Linked DNA regions of Mus musculus: region 1 is linked to region 2. Evidence: chromatin loops called from intact Hi-C (ENCODE). Cell type or tissue: heart. All regions are shown on one strand. Links, peaks and the distances in the headings refer to the core of each region. The heading gives the core; the rest is flanking DNA.

The links. Peaks named below come from ENCODE experiments on the same cell type or tissue, not always from the same donor. Only the 100,000 strongest peaks of a DNase experiment are listed, where the experiment ranks them.
Region 1: it touches region 2 in a loop (3-fold over the local background); 8 of 42 quality-filtered maps call a loop at or near these places.

Annotation. Positions count from the first base shown.
Region 1 is chr8:92,669,178-92,677,503 of GRCm38, reverse strand. Irx6 (Iroquois homeobox 6) reads right to left here and starts at 3,215. Exons shown (of 6, transcript NM_022428.3): 1 at 2,425-3,215; 2 at 1,202-1,450; 3 at 452-561; 4 at 1-293. The coding sequence starts at 2,469. In heart, for the core only: CTCF peaks have their summits at 3,628 and 3,829; a DNase peak (open chromatin) is centred at 3,743; H3K4me3 peaks cover 3,498 bases; H3K27ac peaks cover 1,610 bases; H3K27me3 peaks cover 7,169 bases.
Region 2 is chr8:92,360,641-92,368,966 of GRCm38, reverse strand. It overlaps Irx5 (Iroquois homeobox 5), which reads right to left. Exons shown (of 3, transcript NM_018826.2): 3 at 7,511-8,326. The coding sequence ends at 8,071. Among named protein-coding and RNA genes, the nearest start is that of Irx5, 7.0 kb to the right of the region's middle. In heart, for the core only: CTCF peaks have their summits at 1,828 (motif pointing right), 4,379 (motif pointing right) and 6,856; a DNase peak (open chromatin) is centred at 4,356; H3K4me3 peaks cover 6,171 bases; H3K27ac peaks cover 4,113 bases; H3K27me3 peaks cover 6,002 bases.

The DNA of each region.
Region 1 (8,326 bases), core at 149-8,148, 310 kb before region 2:
CATTCAGGCATCCCAGAGAGTCTTCTCCACTGTCTGCTTTCCTCTCCTCCCCTCCCTTGTTCTTGGGCGCCCATGTCATCTTGTTCTCCTTCTTGAGGCGCCGGCGCGCGTTGGCGAACCAGGTGGACACCTGGGTGAGGGTCATCTTGGTGATGATGGCCAGCATGATCTTCTCGCCCTTGGTGGGGTACGGGTTCTTGCGGTGCTCGTGGAGCCAGGCCTTCAGTGCGCTGGTGCTCTCCCTTGTGGCATTCTTCCTGCGGCCAGCACTGCTCAATTCCACTCCGCCATACCTGTGGGCAAACAGGGGCTCAGATTCCAGGCGGGGAACCAGAGGCTTGGCCAGCAGAAAGGTCAGGGGCCCGGAAATGTAGTTACACTTCTTCCCCTTCATCCACAGGGATGAGGGATGACCAAAGGAAGCCAGCTACCACTGTCCGAAATTTCTCACCTGTCGTATTGATACTGCCCCAGAGTTGTTTCATAGGGGTAGTAGGCCCCTGGCTGGGTCAGGCTGGGGGCAAAGCTTCCTGCAGCATCCTTGAACTCATACTGAGGATTCTGGTGGGAGAGGAAAAGAAGAGTCAGGACTACACAGGAGAAGGATATAGTTACCCATGTGGGATCAATACCCCAGCACCACCCCCTTGAATTTGCTATGCCATGCTGGGCATAGCTTTTTAATTTCTATGCCTCAGTTTCTCCCTTACTAAGACTGAGGCAAGGAAGGCAGTCATACTGGCAGAGTACTTGGTAGAATCCTAGAAACAGAATAATCAGTGACTGAGTATCAGTACCACAATGGCTGCAGCTTCTGAGTCCCTCACCACATATAGCCCTCCCCAGCATCATCATGGGAGAAATATCCCTGACTCTTGGCATGCATGCTTGTGATTTGGGTAAATTACTTGAACACCTCTGCACCTCAACTACCCACCTGAAAGTCAAGAATCATGTTGATTTACCTACCTTAATGAAGTATAAGAAGTACAAATGTTTCCTAAGCAGTGTGGAGTTCTACAAACTGCAAAGTGCTCTGAACTAGGATTTGTCCTTATTCACTATGCTGTTTCCTCAGCATTGTCTGTCCCATTTAGCTTGTCCCCAGACAAGGTCACAGTAGAGCTCATCTATGCTGATTGTCTATACTCCCAAGTCCCAATATTCGCCAAAGAGTCCCAGGCCCCATTCCATTACTTACCAGTGCGCCACACAGTGTGGGTGGCTCTGGGCCATAGGTCAGGTACCCAGGGTAACTCTGGGCAGCTGCATAGGGTGCTCCATAGATGCCCAAGGCAGCTCCCAGCTCTGGCCGAGCACTGCCCAGCAGCCGACTGTCATAGGGTGTACAGCAAAGAGTAGAGGCAGAGGTGGAGGCTGAGGCCACATCTGACACTGGCCGAGGGGCCGTTTCGCAGCAAGTGGCACTGGAACTTGCAGACACCAGAAACTACAAGAACAGGAAAGGAGTCAGTCATTAAAAGTTTAAAATCTAGAGGGTCCATCGACTGGCTGCAGCCAGAGGAGATTATGCAAGGAAGCTGCCTGATGCCTTTATTCCTTGTTCTACTAACCAAATACCACCAGGTGCAGAATCTCCCTGCTGAGCACTGGCATAGGGATTTCTCGATGACAATTTACCCAAATTGCTCTTATAGATGCCCCCAGGACATTGCTAGGGCTCCGCAGTCCTGGGGAACTTTGGAAATAAGACCAAATCCTTGTCTCTCCCCCTTCTGGGATTCTACAAAGGCAGAATTAAAAGTTAGCCTTCAAGACCATCACCAACATGTCATTCCTGTCCCCACTGTACTAAAAGGGAATCCACTCACGGTCAGAGTAGACCGGTCCAGGATCCCACAGCAGGTCAAAGGTCAACCTGACACTGAGTGCCAAGAGGGGTGTGTGTGTGTGTGTGTGTGTGTGTGTGTGTGTGTGTGTGTGTGTGTGACTATTTTGGAGATAATGGAGAACAGTGATGGGCATTCTCAGACTTCTCCAAGGAAAGCCTCACCACTGCACAACGCCCTGGTTTGGAAACTGGAGGGAAGCTGAAGTAGAGAGCTTAGAAAAGAGTGGGATTTGGGATCGGAGCAGAGGTCAACAAATGAGCAGTGCAGTGCCAATGCGCTGAAGTCCTTTTGTTTTCTCCTGAGAGTACCCTGGCCACCGAATCTGTCCAAGGGTAACCCTGACTACAAGTTCCCTCAGATCCCACCCACCTCGCACACAGAGTGCGTTTCAGGTGGCACTCAAAGAGTGAAAGCTCTCAGACTGGCATCAGGATGTCAGCGGGTGCTGTGGCACATTTCCCGGTCCGTGCTCTTTCTGACTTCCCTTGGGTCAAGGAGAAGAGGAAGCTCGGGGATTACTGGGCATCCCTCTAGCCTGCCTCTGCCACCCCCACCCCCTAACTCTACTCACCTGGGATGTGCTGCCATACGGGTGTCCAAAAGGTGAAAAGGCCATAGCAGGGCGTCTTCAGGGACTTGAGTCCCTCTTTCCTTTCGAGTCCCTTGCTCAGCTCTGTGATTCGATGACCCCAGCAGCGCAGCGCAGCGTCTGGTTTTCTTACAGGGCTGCAGGAGCTGGCCGCCAGTTCGTTGGCAGGAGGGGAGAGACGGGAGGCAGAATCAAAGGCAGAGGGGCTGCCGAGTTCTGCGATTGGTAAGGCACCCCTACGGCCTGTGGGTTCCAGAAGGCAGAGGGGCCCATGGATCGGCGGCAGAATTAGGAAGAAGGAGTAGGGTGCCAAAGGCGCGCAGGGGCAAGGTGAGGTACAGCGCAGCGTCGGGCTGTGAGGTTCCCGAGGTGTCCCAGTCCAAGGTGGCCAGAGGCTCAACGTGACGTCACGGTAATCCCCGGCCGCCAGAGGGGACCGCGGGCCCCGGGGCCCCGGGCCACCGAGTGTGCCAAGGGCAGCCAGCCCGTGTACATGCACGCACTCTCGGATACACTCGTTCTTGCTCTGCGAGGTTTGTGCAACGGGCGAGAAACGTCAAAGACCCTGACCCTCGACTCGCCGCTAGATCCTACCCTCTTTCGCCTGCAGCTCACGCGCGCGCGCGCACACAGACCCTCTCCAAATTCCCCGGGAGAAGTGGGAAATACGCCTCCCGGCGAGCCGTGCGGGCCCAGGGTGCAGCGTGCTCGCCTCCTCCCCTGCGGCCCCCGAGGAGGCAAGAGGCAAGCGGGGCGGCGAGGGAGGAGAGAATACAAAAGAAGAGCCCAGAGGAAACTGGGGGAGGCAGGCAAGGGGGGAGAAAAAGGAGGGAGAGGAGAGCTGAGGAGTCTGATGGCGGGGGTGGGGGGTGGGGGGAGTGGGGTGGGCGAGGGCTGGGAGGAGGCAGAGCCGGAGCAGGTGGAGGAGAGCAGGGGCTCGCAGGACCAGCCTCCAACTACAACCCATCTCCGCCTCTCCTCTGCATCAAAGTTTGTTGGCCCCTCCGTCCCGGGAGCTCTTAGGGTTGGACCAGCTCCAGCAGCTTTGATCAAGCCCCCCGGGCAGCCCATCTGTGTCCTTGGGGATGTGGCTTGGGTCTCAGTTTCCCCAAATCGTTGGCTAATCCCAGCCCTGGCCAGGTCCTTGACCTCTTGGGCGTCTCTGCAGAGGTCTGGCCCTGGGCTAGACCGACGAGCGCCCCCTCCAGATCGAGGTGCAGCCTCTGTAAGAGAGCTCCCATACACGCACCAAGTCTGATCCCTTGCATCTGTAGGCTGCCAGCCAAGAGTCTGGGCCATCTCCGCCAGAGGCCAGGCTTGGCTCCTTCCCGAGTGCCGCCAGCGGTGTCCGCCCCAAGCCCGAAAGCGGGGCGAAGGCTTCACGGCCCCAGGGCTACCTCTGCACTCCTCTTGGGGTGGCGCTGGCGAGCCGTAGAGGAGAGCTCCGGAGGGAGTAGCGCCAGGGACACTCAGCTGGGCCCAATGGTGTAATAAACTCCTTCGCTGGCTTTTCAAAAAAAAGCACCGATGCCTCTGGAAACAGGGGGTTGCTTGCAAGACTTCCGGACAGGGGTGGCCAGTTAGCAAGTGCTATAGATTTTGCACACTTACAGGCTGACACCATTCCGAAGACATGTCTAAGGATCAGGAGGGGCTTGCAGACTGGCGATGAAAGGTCTTAGGTGGCGCTGCTGCGGCACCAGGTGGGGTTTGCAATTCAGAAAGCCTTACCTTTCAGTCGCCCTGTCACAGCGCTAGTGCACTTGACAGGTCTTGGACGGTCCTAGATCTTTACTATACCTCCTCTAGGGGTTCCGGAGTTTGTTCAGGGACAATGTTTTATTTTTCTATTGAAACTCGAGACGGTGTGATCCAGGGGATACTGAGAGCTCTCAGTTCTTGCCAGGAGAAAGAGGCAAGGTTGGGGGCCCAGGCAGGAAGTCCCTCCACAAGTTTGCCTCTGGCCTCTGACTTGGCAAGCCACACCCAGTGACCTCTTTAGAATGGCACTCTAGGCTCAGCATCTGCTCACCTCTCACAGTTTATGTTTAATAGACAAGGAGCTTAAAGAGGGCACAAACCACAGATGAGTCTACAAATCCAGCTGCTGCCACAGGCCATGGTTACCTTGGTGAAACCTTGCTTTTAAACTGGGAGCGTCCTTGTAAGAAAAAGAATTATAGTCGTTGCCAGATTGACGTAGTGGTAAAAAGTCACGGTAATAAATAGATCCCTTGATTTCTCAAAACCCACTTTGGAGCAATCACCCCCTTATAGCTTGGATGTTGCTAAGCTCTCTCCCTCTTTTTTAAAGTGGGAATTGGAAAGGATTCATTAAGTTAGTCCCTTGGGAAAGATTACTACTAATTAATTAATTGCAAACATTTCCAGAGGGAAGGTATGTCAATTGTAAAGTAATAAAATTAGATAGTTGAAATACTTACTCAGCAAATTTGATTGCTTATTCCTCCCTAAGCAGAGGAAAATTTTTTTGACAGACAAATGGGGATGGTGGTGTAAAAAAAAAAAAAAGCATTAGCCCTGTCCCTTGGTGATATTGCAAAGTAGAAACTACCTTATAGGATTTATTGATTTTCCCAGTGATTTATAAGACCTCCGGGGTGTCAATGCTATGTGCAGGGGCTCTGGGCCTACCTCTTGTCTTTGCTCTATGATGTGAGAGAGCCAACAGAATTTGGAAAAGGAAACTCAAAAATTAGTGGGAAAACAAATCGGGAAGAAGAGCTGAGCCCATCACATCATTTTCCTTCTCCTGTACAAGTTGGCAACACACATGCGGAGCATGCTTTCTGTTGAGGCTCTGTTGTCTTCAGAGTTGCCCTACAGCGTGGTGTGGTGGCTTTTAGCTGGATGAATCCTGGGGGGAAAGATTAGCTCTGTCCCTTTTGTATTCACAACTGTGAGAGACCCTGGCTGAATGTATCCTTCCCAGGGGCAGGATGTAAGCCCAGCAACCCACCCCAGCCCCGGCGCTTGGTTGTTAGAATCCATCTTGAAGTATTTTGTGGGATTCCCTGACAATGATTATTATGTGCCTCATGAGAAAACAAAAGCATCAATTTAAGCCAATCTATCTGCCTCTGGCAGAGCCCTCTGGGGCAGGGAAGTCTCTTGGAATGTCTGATTCAGGAATTCTATAGAGTTTGCTTTCGGCTTCCTCTCTCTTTCCGGATTTTCACACCTATAGCCTGGTGCTCTGGGCTCCTCTATCATGTTAGCTTTTCATTGCTTTGCTCAATGATGATTAATTTATTTTTTGGGGGAAAAATCCCCAATTGTATACGGGTGCTCATAGACTCTTATTGAAGCCAGTAAATAAAACCGTCAAATAGAGATGCCCCCCCCCACACCCTGTTATATTGGAGGGAGTCAACAAAACTACTCAATGTCTTTTGAAAAACAACGATATTGGTTCTTTTGTGGTCTTGTACAATGTGTCTGCTGATTTTTCTAGCTGCTCATTAAAACTAATAGGAAGCAAAACTGCACAGAGGCCCGTTTGGACCACAGAGAACGCTAATCCTCAGTGTTCATTTGAAGTTTATATTGCTCCTTGTCAAGCGCACTGATGATCTTGAACAAGTGGAGTAAAAGCTGTGTCTTTGAAAAATAGCTTGAGGAACACCACCTTGAATGGGGATGGGGGGACCAACCAAACCGAGGAAAGCCGAACCATCCTGTAGTGTTTGAGATTTAAAACTGCCCTTGATTTCCCAGCTATTTATACAGATCACCAGAGCTTATGGGGAGGCAAAGAATAACTTCAAATTGCAGATACAGTGAGTGAGTTCAGGCACATAAGGGTAGAGTAGAAACCATGCTAAAATACATTAAAAAAAAAAAAGGATGGTGTATTTTTAGTGACTGTTTTTGAACTGAGAAGAATGAAATTTCCTCCACCCTATGCATGAATGAACAAGTGTATCTGGATAGATGCTGCATCTGGACAGATGCATCCATAATTTATACTGATCAGTCACCGCAGGTCTCCCCGAGTAAAGCCGAAATGAACACTAATTGTTTTGACGGAAGTAGTGTACACAGCATCTGATAGAGAAACACAGTGAGTCCCTGCCTTGCCTGAATACATATTGTGAACAGAAAGGCTGGCATCAGAAGGGGAAGAGAAAAAGGCAGCAATTCCCAGGCGAGGGTGCGGTGCAGCTCCTCTGGAAGGGGCAAAGAGAAAGGATTAACTTCTTAGAGATAGAGTATGAAATGCGCCTGGATTCAGAGAGCGTCGTTTGCCAGCATTGTATCTAGCTTAGTGCTAAAATGGATAGCTTGATAATAGCCTAATTCTTTTGTATTCTGTGAGCTCGGCAGCATTCCTAAGCACCTCTGCCTTTTCTTATTAGAGGCTCCCGAGGAGAACAGCGAGAGACGAGACAAAAGTCCAAGGTGCCACATAGCCAAGCAGATGACAGAGAAGAGGCCAGAATCCTGACCTCTGGATCTGGGGGCTTTCTGTAAAAGTGTTATTTTACATGCATAAAGTCAGATACAGTCACAAGAGGTTGCTGACTCCGGCTGAACTGTGTGAATTCGCAGTCAATGCCTCATGGTGACAGCGTAATTTAGTACAGAAAAATCTGAAAAGATGCCGCTGCGAACCAACAAGTTCCGGGAGGATTCTGCGTGTTTAGTGTTGGTCTGTTTTATGAAAGGGCTTACGGACAAAGCAATTCGGGAGTTCTAAACATTTGATGTGGTTCATTCATTAAGATATGGAGTGGCAGTCAAGAGCCAGCTGTAACTGATGAGCATATAAAAACGAGATGAGAGGAGGAAGAGGGAAAACGGCCCTCTTTAAGCAATACAGTGAAGATGGCATCTGCATGACTGTACTGATTTTAAAACAGTAATAGAGTTTAGTAACCGACTCTCTTCACCAAGAGGGCATTTTTTTTTCTCTAATTTGTGCATCACTGAGCGGGGCTTGCTGTATTAACGTGGCACTTTCTGCACAGTCTCTGAACAGAGCAATTCTTGATTATTTTTGTCCTGTGCATGTTGACATCTTTCTAGTGATAGGATCAGGCATCTGCTACGGTTTCAAGGAATTAAGCTTTAAAGTAAATAGCAGATGTATGGATTTGAAAACCGGAGAACGGATTTTGAAGCTAGCGTGTTTGGCAAAGACACACAAGAAAGCAATGGAGATATTAAAAAAACAACCTGTAGGGGCTCAAAGATAAGATTCCTCCCTTTGTGAAGAGGTATGTCTGGGGATGGTCCGTGAGTATATGGCAAGGCAGCATAGTGGTCAGGACAAATGAGAAAGGGAAGTATAGTATTTTAGGCTTCAACTCCAGAGGAAGTATGATGCTAAGTTTTAGCAGAAGGCTGGTGAAGGTAACATTTATAAGGACAGTATTTCGTTCTTGGCCCTAAAGGACTCACCACCATAGAACATAAGATTACCGTTAAAGCTGAGAGCAGGTTGGAGTTGCCTGCTGTCTTACTTGTTCTGAGTGATCTTTCCTTACGTTTCCAGGCTGGAAGCTGGGCATTAAACGGGGCATGGTGGCATATGCCCGGAACCTCAGTACTTGCGGGGTCGAGGCAGGAAGATTGCTAGTTCTAGGGGTGCATGCTAAGACTGTTTCAAGGAAACTCAAAATACAAAAATAAACAAATAAGCAAAAGGTCTCAAATGTTTTAGAGCTGGCCTGAAGCCTCTTCTCTGGTGTGGCCTGAGGTTTTGCTACTTTAAGGAAAAGGGAGCTTTTGTGAAGCCACGTTCTGGACAAGGTAATTTATGACAAATGTTCACAAATCAATAAAACTATGGGAAGTATTATTTTTACAGAGAGAGAGAGAGAGAGAGAGAGAGAGAGAGAGAGAGAGAGAGAGAGAGAGA
Region 2 (8,326 bases), core at 115-8,114:
CCTGAAGAACTTAGCTCAGGCGAGGCAGGAGTTAGGAGACCTGCATTTGGGCTGTGCCTCTGCCTATGACTCTAGGAGCTAGGACATGTCATTCTCTTTTCCCAAACTTCAGATTCTCTCCTGGGGCTGGGGCTGGCGCTGGGGGTGCCGGTGGGGAACCAAAGGGAAGATCTGATCACAGCATGGTATCATCTGTGGCTGAGGGAGAGAAAACGTCCACTTTGGGGTCACCCATGGCATCTTACCCTGAGCACTTGAGTACTCTGGCATCCGCCAATCCCATCACATCCGTGAGCGCCACTGGCTCGGGTGACATGTCAAAGAATATCTGGGTTTCTTCTCTCTGAAGAGACTGAGCTTTCTCCCTGATTCCAGCTACCACACTTGTCTGAGGAACACTCCTCCCTCAGGATTCTCAACTGGTCTCCTAACTTGTTCCTGCTTGTGCTACCACGCCCCTCCCCCAGAAGCTCAGCTCACACACAGCATGTTTATAAACATGAGTCAGATCCTCAAGACCCTCCACATCACCTGGCTTTCATCACGGACACTGAAGGTCTCACAGGACCTACAAGGCCCTATGTAAATTGCTCTTGGCCTGAACCCTGGCCTTGTCTCCCAAAGGTCTCCCTGAAATCTGTCCCACTTCAGAAAGTTTACATTTTCTATTCCTTGTGTTTAGACGTCTTCCTTCCTCCTAATTTCTGCTTGGCAGGCTCCCTAGCATCTTTTTGGAGAGGTGGGGCAGGGAGGCCTCTCACATGATCATATCCTAGGGGAATTCAGTGGGTTGCCTCGACTAAAAGAGCCCACTTCTTACCCTCTCCATTTGCCTTATAACCCTCATCACACAGACACAATGTGGAGTCTCCGTGGCTTACTTGTTGAGCTACTTGTTGAGTCTGGTTGTCTGAAGTGAACGTGCAATCTGGTTGTCTGAAGTGAAAGTGCAAGGAGACTTTGTCTGGCTCCTGCAGCAGCATTAGCCCATGCTAGATGCTCAGCTAGACGGAGGAAGGACAGAAGGGTTGACGTAGATCTGTGCTAGCAAGAAGACCACTGTAAGAACACCCTAGAGGGTTCAACGCCAAGGTTTTCCCTGCCTTCTCTTCCAACAAGCGGATGCCATGGAAGCAAGGGTGGATTTGCTTCTTCGGAAGTCTGGGGCAGACAGTGTGACTAGGTATAAGGAAGGCAGTAAACGTGTTGAATTCTGAGAAAAGAATCCAAGGTAAACTTAGAAGCCTTCGAGGCTATAGATTCTTGAGACCAAAGGGGAGTAGCCTGAAGGTCCTAGTAACTGTATTCCAAAAGATAGGTGCCTTCAGATGAAGGGTTGCCTGGCCAAGGGTGCAAGGATTTCCTGAAGCCACACTGGTGGGTATGACTGCCTTTCTAGGCTTCCCACAGTTTCTCTTCAAGCTCCAGCTGGTGCTACTGACCAGAGGAAGTGGAGAGGACTGTCAAGAAGGAGCAGCCATGCTGGTAGGACCCTGCATCCCAGACCTGAGCTAGTGAGAGTGCTACCCTAAAAGCTATCCTGAAGGCTGCCATGTGTCATGCATCATATCCCTCCCTCCCGGTGGTGGGAGTGAGGTATTTCAGTCCCTTTTTATGAATGAGGAAATCAGGTTCAGACTGGTTATTGAAATTGTCCAAGAGCGCCTAGGAAGACAGCGCTATGCCACCCTCTGCCCACCCAGTAGCTATGATATATCCGGAATAGAGTTCTTGCTCAAAGCTCCAAAGCCATCGCAGGCTTCACAGTCACCTGGGAGTCCCAGGGGCTTCTTCCTGCATCAGCACCAGCCCTGCCCCAGGCTTGAGCATACTGCCTGCAGGGGGCAATGGCGGACAGCTAGAACCCGCTCTTCTCCTCCAGAACCCCCGGGGTTCCATGCCCATTTCTGAATCTGGGGTCCAGGACCGCCCACAGGAAGCCTCCTGGGTTCAAGAGAAGCAAAATATCCAAAGCTGGCCGCGTCGGGGGTGGGGGGAACCACGTAGGCACTGGAGCCGGGAGGCTGGATCCCAGCTGAGTTGAGCGCCGCCGCCAGGCTCCGGGTGTGTACGCCAGCTCTGAGCCCTTGTTTGATGAGCAGCGGCCAATAAATTCATTAATCATCATTTTATGCCTCATCAAACCCCCTCCAGGCCCCTCCATGGGAGTTACACAAATTAGCCCCTGAAAAGACAGTAATTTCAGTTTAGCGAGGTAAATGCTCCGCGCACACAGCTTTCATGACAAGCCCATCCATCAGCTCATTGGGACCCAGCGTGGCAGCGACATCGGTGCTGCCCAGTCCAGCCCCTCGAAGAAGTCCAGCTCTCCAGTCCAGCCCAGTTTCAGGGAACTGGATCTATTGGGAGAGCGTCTCTACGCAAGGGCTCCCCGCTCCTCTCCTTTACATTCATTATCTTTACGCTGTTTCATCAACGACCGTATATATCTGAACAGAAGAGAAACTTTTTCCAGGAAATCGGAACCTCAAATTTAGAAGCAACCTTGAGGCACACGAGGATCCGCTGGCTCTAAAGGTCTAAACTGTTGTCTCAAGGAGAAACGGTGCCAGGCAGTCCTTTCCTTCCGAATAGTTGTCCCGTCTCCGAGTCACACAGAAATTATTGTGTCCTGTCGTGTAAAGTGTGTACAGTATGTGGGTAGAGGAAGAGTTAAACCAGGGATTCCAGATGATTCTGAAAGCAACCTCGGGCTCCAAAAGAAGGCCCTGTGGGGAGCAGGAAAGGGGCTTCTTCCGTGTTGAGGACCGTTCCTCCTGACTCTGAAGGCCAGAGAGGCAATCTGCTTTCCACCCACCCACATCCACAGCCCAGCATCTTTCTCTCTGAACCCCTCCACCTGAGGTGGTAGAGGTGTCTGGGGTAAGGGATTTTTTTTTTTTTCCTAATGCGCTTAGCTCGGGGGTTGGGTGAGAAAGCAAGCCAAGGGGAACAAGCCTAGGTGGAGAACCATGCGGACCCGAATTTGCAAGAGAGACAGCAGCCCCGGGCCTTCTCATCTTTCCGGGCCAGGCCGCACAGAGGATCCCAGGGGAACCCCACCAGGCTTGGAGGGCGACGAGGTGGCGCGGGCCTTTCTGTACACCAGGGCTGCGAAGAGTTGCAGGGCTGAGCGCCGCGCGGCTCCTTCATTAGCTTCCCCTCCACGAGGCGCTGCATGCCTCAGAAAAGAAGTTAGCAAACGGGGAGCCGTTTATCTCTTTTATCTTGGGGCCTGATCCAATTAAATAAGTGCACATTTACATTTGCATCCATCAGGCGGGAGCGCTGAGAGCCTGGGGTTTGCTCGGAGCAAATAAAAGCAGATTTCACTGGGAAAGTGACGTCTGGGCGCGCTGGGCTCATTCCGGCGTCAGAAAGCAGCGCTGCCGGGCGAGCGGCCTTAGGGAAGCCAGAGTTGGGGGCTGCAGCCCAAGAGAGGCGGAAGACTCCGGGTAGCCCTGTGGGGCAGGCCGGGTGGAGTTGTAGACCTGCCCCCAGGGTTGTTCTCTTGTGAGGCCACTATCCCGGTCTGCCCACTATCAATGGCCCAGGTTTGTATTTAGAGCGAAAACGAAAAGGAGAGAGGGTCTAACCTGGTCACAGAGGTAGACATTCAGGGTGGGCCTAGTAACCGTGCCAAAGCTTTGGCTAGTGAAAAGGGCAGACGGCAAGGTCCCCTTCGGGTCAACTGTGTGCCTTAGATTGCTCAGAGGCAAGAGACACTGAGCCGGTCCAAGGGCACGCCCTGCTCTCCTCCTCCTAGTTCACCCCATGGCCCTTCTGCGCCTTACTGCGCTAGCTGCTGTGAGCTCTACAAGGTTTGCCACTCCGATCCCATTAAAAGTTACTGTTGAAAGAGAGTTCGAAAGCCAACGGGAAATAAATACGCGTTCCCTTATTTTGTAATGTCCACACACGGGCCAAACCGGTGTTCCTGGACTGGTAGACTCCTCCCGAATGGCAAACCACAAATAAAACAAGACGTTGTGGGATTCCAGGCGTGCTATCGCACAAGGAAGCAGAAATGGGGTACACCTGAAATGAAACAGACCGCTTGCGCGAAGCCCACCATCTACAGACTACTTACGCACCCCCTACCTGAAGACTTCTTGAGTGCCCACACTTCTCAGCTGTCTGCTGCCTGACTTTTATAACAGTGAGCTAGCTAGGAGTCGAGTTAAAGCTGATTTAGTCAAGGCCTGCTACCCATTGTCCCAGTGCTAACTAGGTCATGAAGTCCAGGGCCTAGGCAACTTGGCTAGCGGAAACAGCCTGGGGTCACCCAGCTGAAATGCGGAGCCAAGGCAGGGTGGTGGATGAAGGCCTGGCCGGCTTTGGCTCGGCTCCTTCTCCCTGCGAACCCCGTGGCTCCGGGAACCAGTAGGCGGCGCCCTTCCTAACCTGGAGGCCCCGGGGTTCCTCTTGAAAGTTCAATTCTGTTCCTTTCACTTTGGGTACTTTGAAGTAACCTGCTTCTAGCTTTCTCCAGGTAACCTGCTACTTGTAGGGGACAGGTGAGCTGGGAGACCTGGTCTGGACCCAAGCTACACGCAGGACCACCCCAATCTTTTGTGTCTCAAGATTTGGATAGTAAGGGGCAATACTCCGAAGTGCTCCGAAGGTGCTTACAGCGTAAAAGTCCTCTCAGAGGCTCTTCACCCGAGCCAGGAAACCGCTTTTTCTAGGTCCTAGTACCGACATCTGGCCTCCTCTCAAGGCCCTGGCTTACCTCGAGATACCACCGGGCTATTTCTTCTTTGACTACTAAATCCCTTAAACTGATTTGACCGGCACAAAGGGTTCAGGGATGGAACCCAGCCTAAGGAGACTGACTGTGAGACCCCTAAGGAGAAGTTCCAGGACCCGCTGGGATTCGGTTTCTTTTAGTCCTTAAGTGCCAAACTAGGGCTCCTGAAGGTGAGGTTTTCCCCAAAACTGGCCTAGCCAGGCACAGGTGGTTGACACCAGCACAAGTCAGCTTCGAGGTAGTTTAGAGATATTTTAGGCTCTGTGGCTCGAGTCTTTCGTTCCCAGCCTTTGAACAAACCCCGACCCCAGCATTGACAAGACGCACCTTGGTATTCATGCATCCAAGATGCATCGCCTTCTGGACCGACGAGTTAAAATGGAGGTTCGGGGACATGGGACACAACTACTTCTGGGATTAAACGTAGATGTTATTTTCTATATGTCCCAAGCTCGGACCTGTCCAGCAGGCTACCTCCAAATTAGATAATCTCTAGAAACCAGAAAAACCACTGACCACCGAAACCTAGTTCTGCAAGAAAGAAAACCTCGGACTTCTGTGGGAGTGTGCGCAGTAGTTGAAGTACGCAAAGAAAACCGCAGACGCCAAGCTCAGGAGAGATGCACGCAGGGGACAGAGACTTAGGGCAACAGCTGCCCAGGGCCTGTGCTTGCGTTGCCTAGCCCCGAGCCTGCAGCCCTTGGATGCGGAGAAAGGGCGCGCGCTCTGCGGCGGGCGCGGCGCCCGTTCCCAGGCAGCCCGGCGGGCATGCGGCTGTAGCCCCAGCCCTTGTCCGCGGACCCGGGATGCCCCGCCACGTCATTTGCATATTCCCAGGAACACAAGGAGGCCTGTAATTTTCTTTTTAAAAATCGTTGGGCAGAGTTTAGGACCAGTGCTTCCAAAAAACCCCGCCGCGTTGATGTGGTCTCTAAACTTTCCCTTAAGAAAAAAACGGTCTGCCTATTCTTCAGACTTCTCAGAAAAGAAGATGACTCCTGGGGCTGCATAGACACGGGGGTAGGGGGAGCCGATTGTGAACTAGGCTGGGAGAAGGGGCGTGAAGGGGAAGGGGGCAGGGCAAGTCATCTCTGGAATGCAATTGTTTTAAAAAAATCATTTATAATTAAAGGGACAAAATAAAATACGATCGTTTCATGTATGTTTAATCGCTCACACTACCAGCTTTAGAATCATTTCCCTATGAGAATTTTCTAAGTTAGACTCAGATTTAAAAAACAAACAAACAAACAAAAACAGCTCCTTAAAGCATCTGGTTAACACAGCTTTCAAACTTGTCTCAATTCGAATAAACAAAATGAATCCTGTTGCAGGTTTAAAAAAAAAAAGCTAAGAAAAGCAGCAACAAGAGCGGTGTAAGTTTGGGGTGTGCTTTAAAACCCGAGTAGGGCAAAAGTAAGGAAGAGAAATGCAAATATGTACAATATGCTTTAGCCTAATTATGCTGCCGTTGTGTGCAAACAGTTCTGTCCCTACAGTCAGTCAAATTAATTCCTCTCGCTGGGGTATTTTTTTTTCCTGTATCGCACCTCCCCCCATTACCACACACACAAAAAAATTCCCATGAAGTAAAAGGGTTGGCGACTTCATATCTCAGGTGCAAAATGGAGCCGCAAGCAGGGTAACTAAGCCTGAACTCAGGGGTTGGTGGGTGGAGGCAATGGGTACTGACTGTCCCTTGGTCATTTAGAACCGAGATGAATCTACGTTTGCACCAAGCTGAAATAAAGCGGACTAAAACGAGAAAGAAAAAAAGAAGAAGAAGAAGAAAAAGAATAAACCCTCAAAAACACTTTTGTAGCAATCGGAGCTGGGAAAAGTGCTAAAGCGACGACAAGCCTCATCAAGTCCACAATGGCCTCTTTATCTACGCAAATGGCCTGGAGCTTTTGAAGCCACTTATCCAAAACGGGGCCTATGGGGGAGGGGCCTCCGACTCCCTTTGGGGACTCCATTCACTGCCCCTAGTGACTATGATGCTCCCTCCACCTCCCACCCCCCTTCTGCCCACTCTCAGATCTCCGACTCTGAAAAATACAGGCTGGAAATTCAGGACAAGTGTGACACCTACCTGTGAAAGGGGGGAACCGTCGCGTTGCGGGTTTGCGGTCCCTGCTGGGAGGCCAGCCTCCATCCACAAGGCCGCAGGCCACCCTCACGGTCGCGGATGGCACAGTCACTGATTTAATCAAATCCAAAGAAGAGATAAATGCCCAATTTTGAAGGGGTAGAGGAGATGCTGACTTGGGGAAGCCTTCCCACTTGGCATCCCCTAACGCTCCTTGCCCGCATTAGCTAACAGCACCTTTGAAATAGTAATAAGGGCTAAATCCGGCATAAAATCGAACTCATTAGCAAAGTTCACCAGCTGATTGCTTTGCATAAAACACGACACTGATTGGAAGTAATTAGGTTAAGCGATGGCTCTCGGGTGGTGCGCGACTCTGCCTTGGTTTGTCATCTTTTTCTCCCTTCTGGAACACACTTGGGTCTCTTCTCCCTCCTCCAGGGTCCAATCTCCCCCTCTAGCACAGGACAAGGATGATCCAAATCCTGAGTCCCAGACTGGGCCGTTTGCTCCCCCAGGGTTTGTGGCTTAATTACCGTCCCCCTTCCCCGCCCCACAAACTGTCTGTGGCTGCATCTTTCACTCCACTTTGAAAAAAGTTACAGTTGCACCTTTTGACCAAGGCAATTGACAATTTATTGAGGCTTCTGAGAAGTAATGAGTGGCTCTAGTTATGTTAAAATCTCCTTTAATTAAATATTTTGCATTTTACAAAGACCACTGCAGTTTCTCTTACTTTTTTTTTTAAATCTAAGCGTATAACCTGCTTCCTTTCTGTAATAATATTTTAGCTCATACCCAGGAAAAAAATCAATAGGTGTAAAAAATTAAATTAAACTTGTATTTTTAAACTATGAAACAGTTTTGGGGGAACACAAATGTATATATTTATATTACAAAAACATTAAATGCCTGTACAGGTGTCTTGATTTCATAATTTACTTCAAAGATACTGAATTATCAATTTAAATACAAAAATGCTACATTAAATATACAGAATAAGATTTAATACAAATCCTTTTAAGTTTTTTTTTCTTTTCAGTTGGCTAAAACAATTTTTTCGAGTGTGGAGATGTATACATTTTTATGCCATCCATCTCCATAAACTATAAACTTCTGAATAAGAGGGGTAGTTTATTTCTTTTTTCTTTCTCTCTCTTGGTGATGGAAAAATAACTGCCAAGGCCATGGTTTTAATAAATTAGGAAAGTCCGGGGATACCGCACCAGAGTTAAATGTCGGACATACCTTTCTTCAACTCATAGGGGGAGTCTTTGCACAGGTCTAGCTGAGACTGGCTCCGCAACATTTTCGGGTCTTTAGCCAAAACGTCCGCACGATTCAACACCGTCTGGTTTAATCCATTGAAATGAGAGCCAGGACCCGCTGTAGGGCTTGGCCCTGGCCCTGGGTGGCCGTGAAGATGTCCGAAGGAGCCATAGTTCGTGTAGCCCGGATAGAAGGGCGCCGTGTAATAAAGAGGCCGG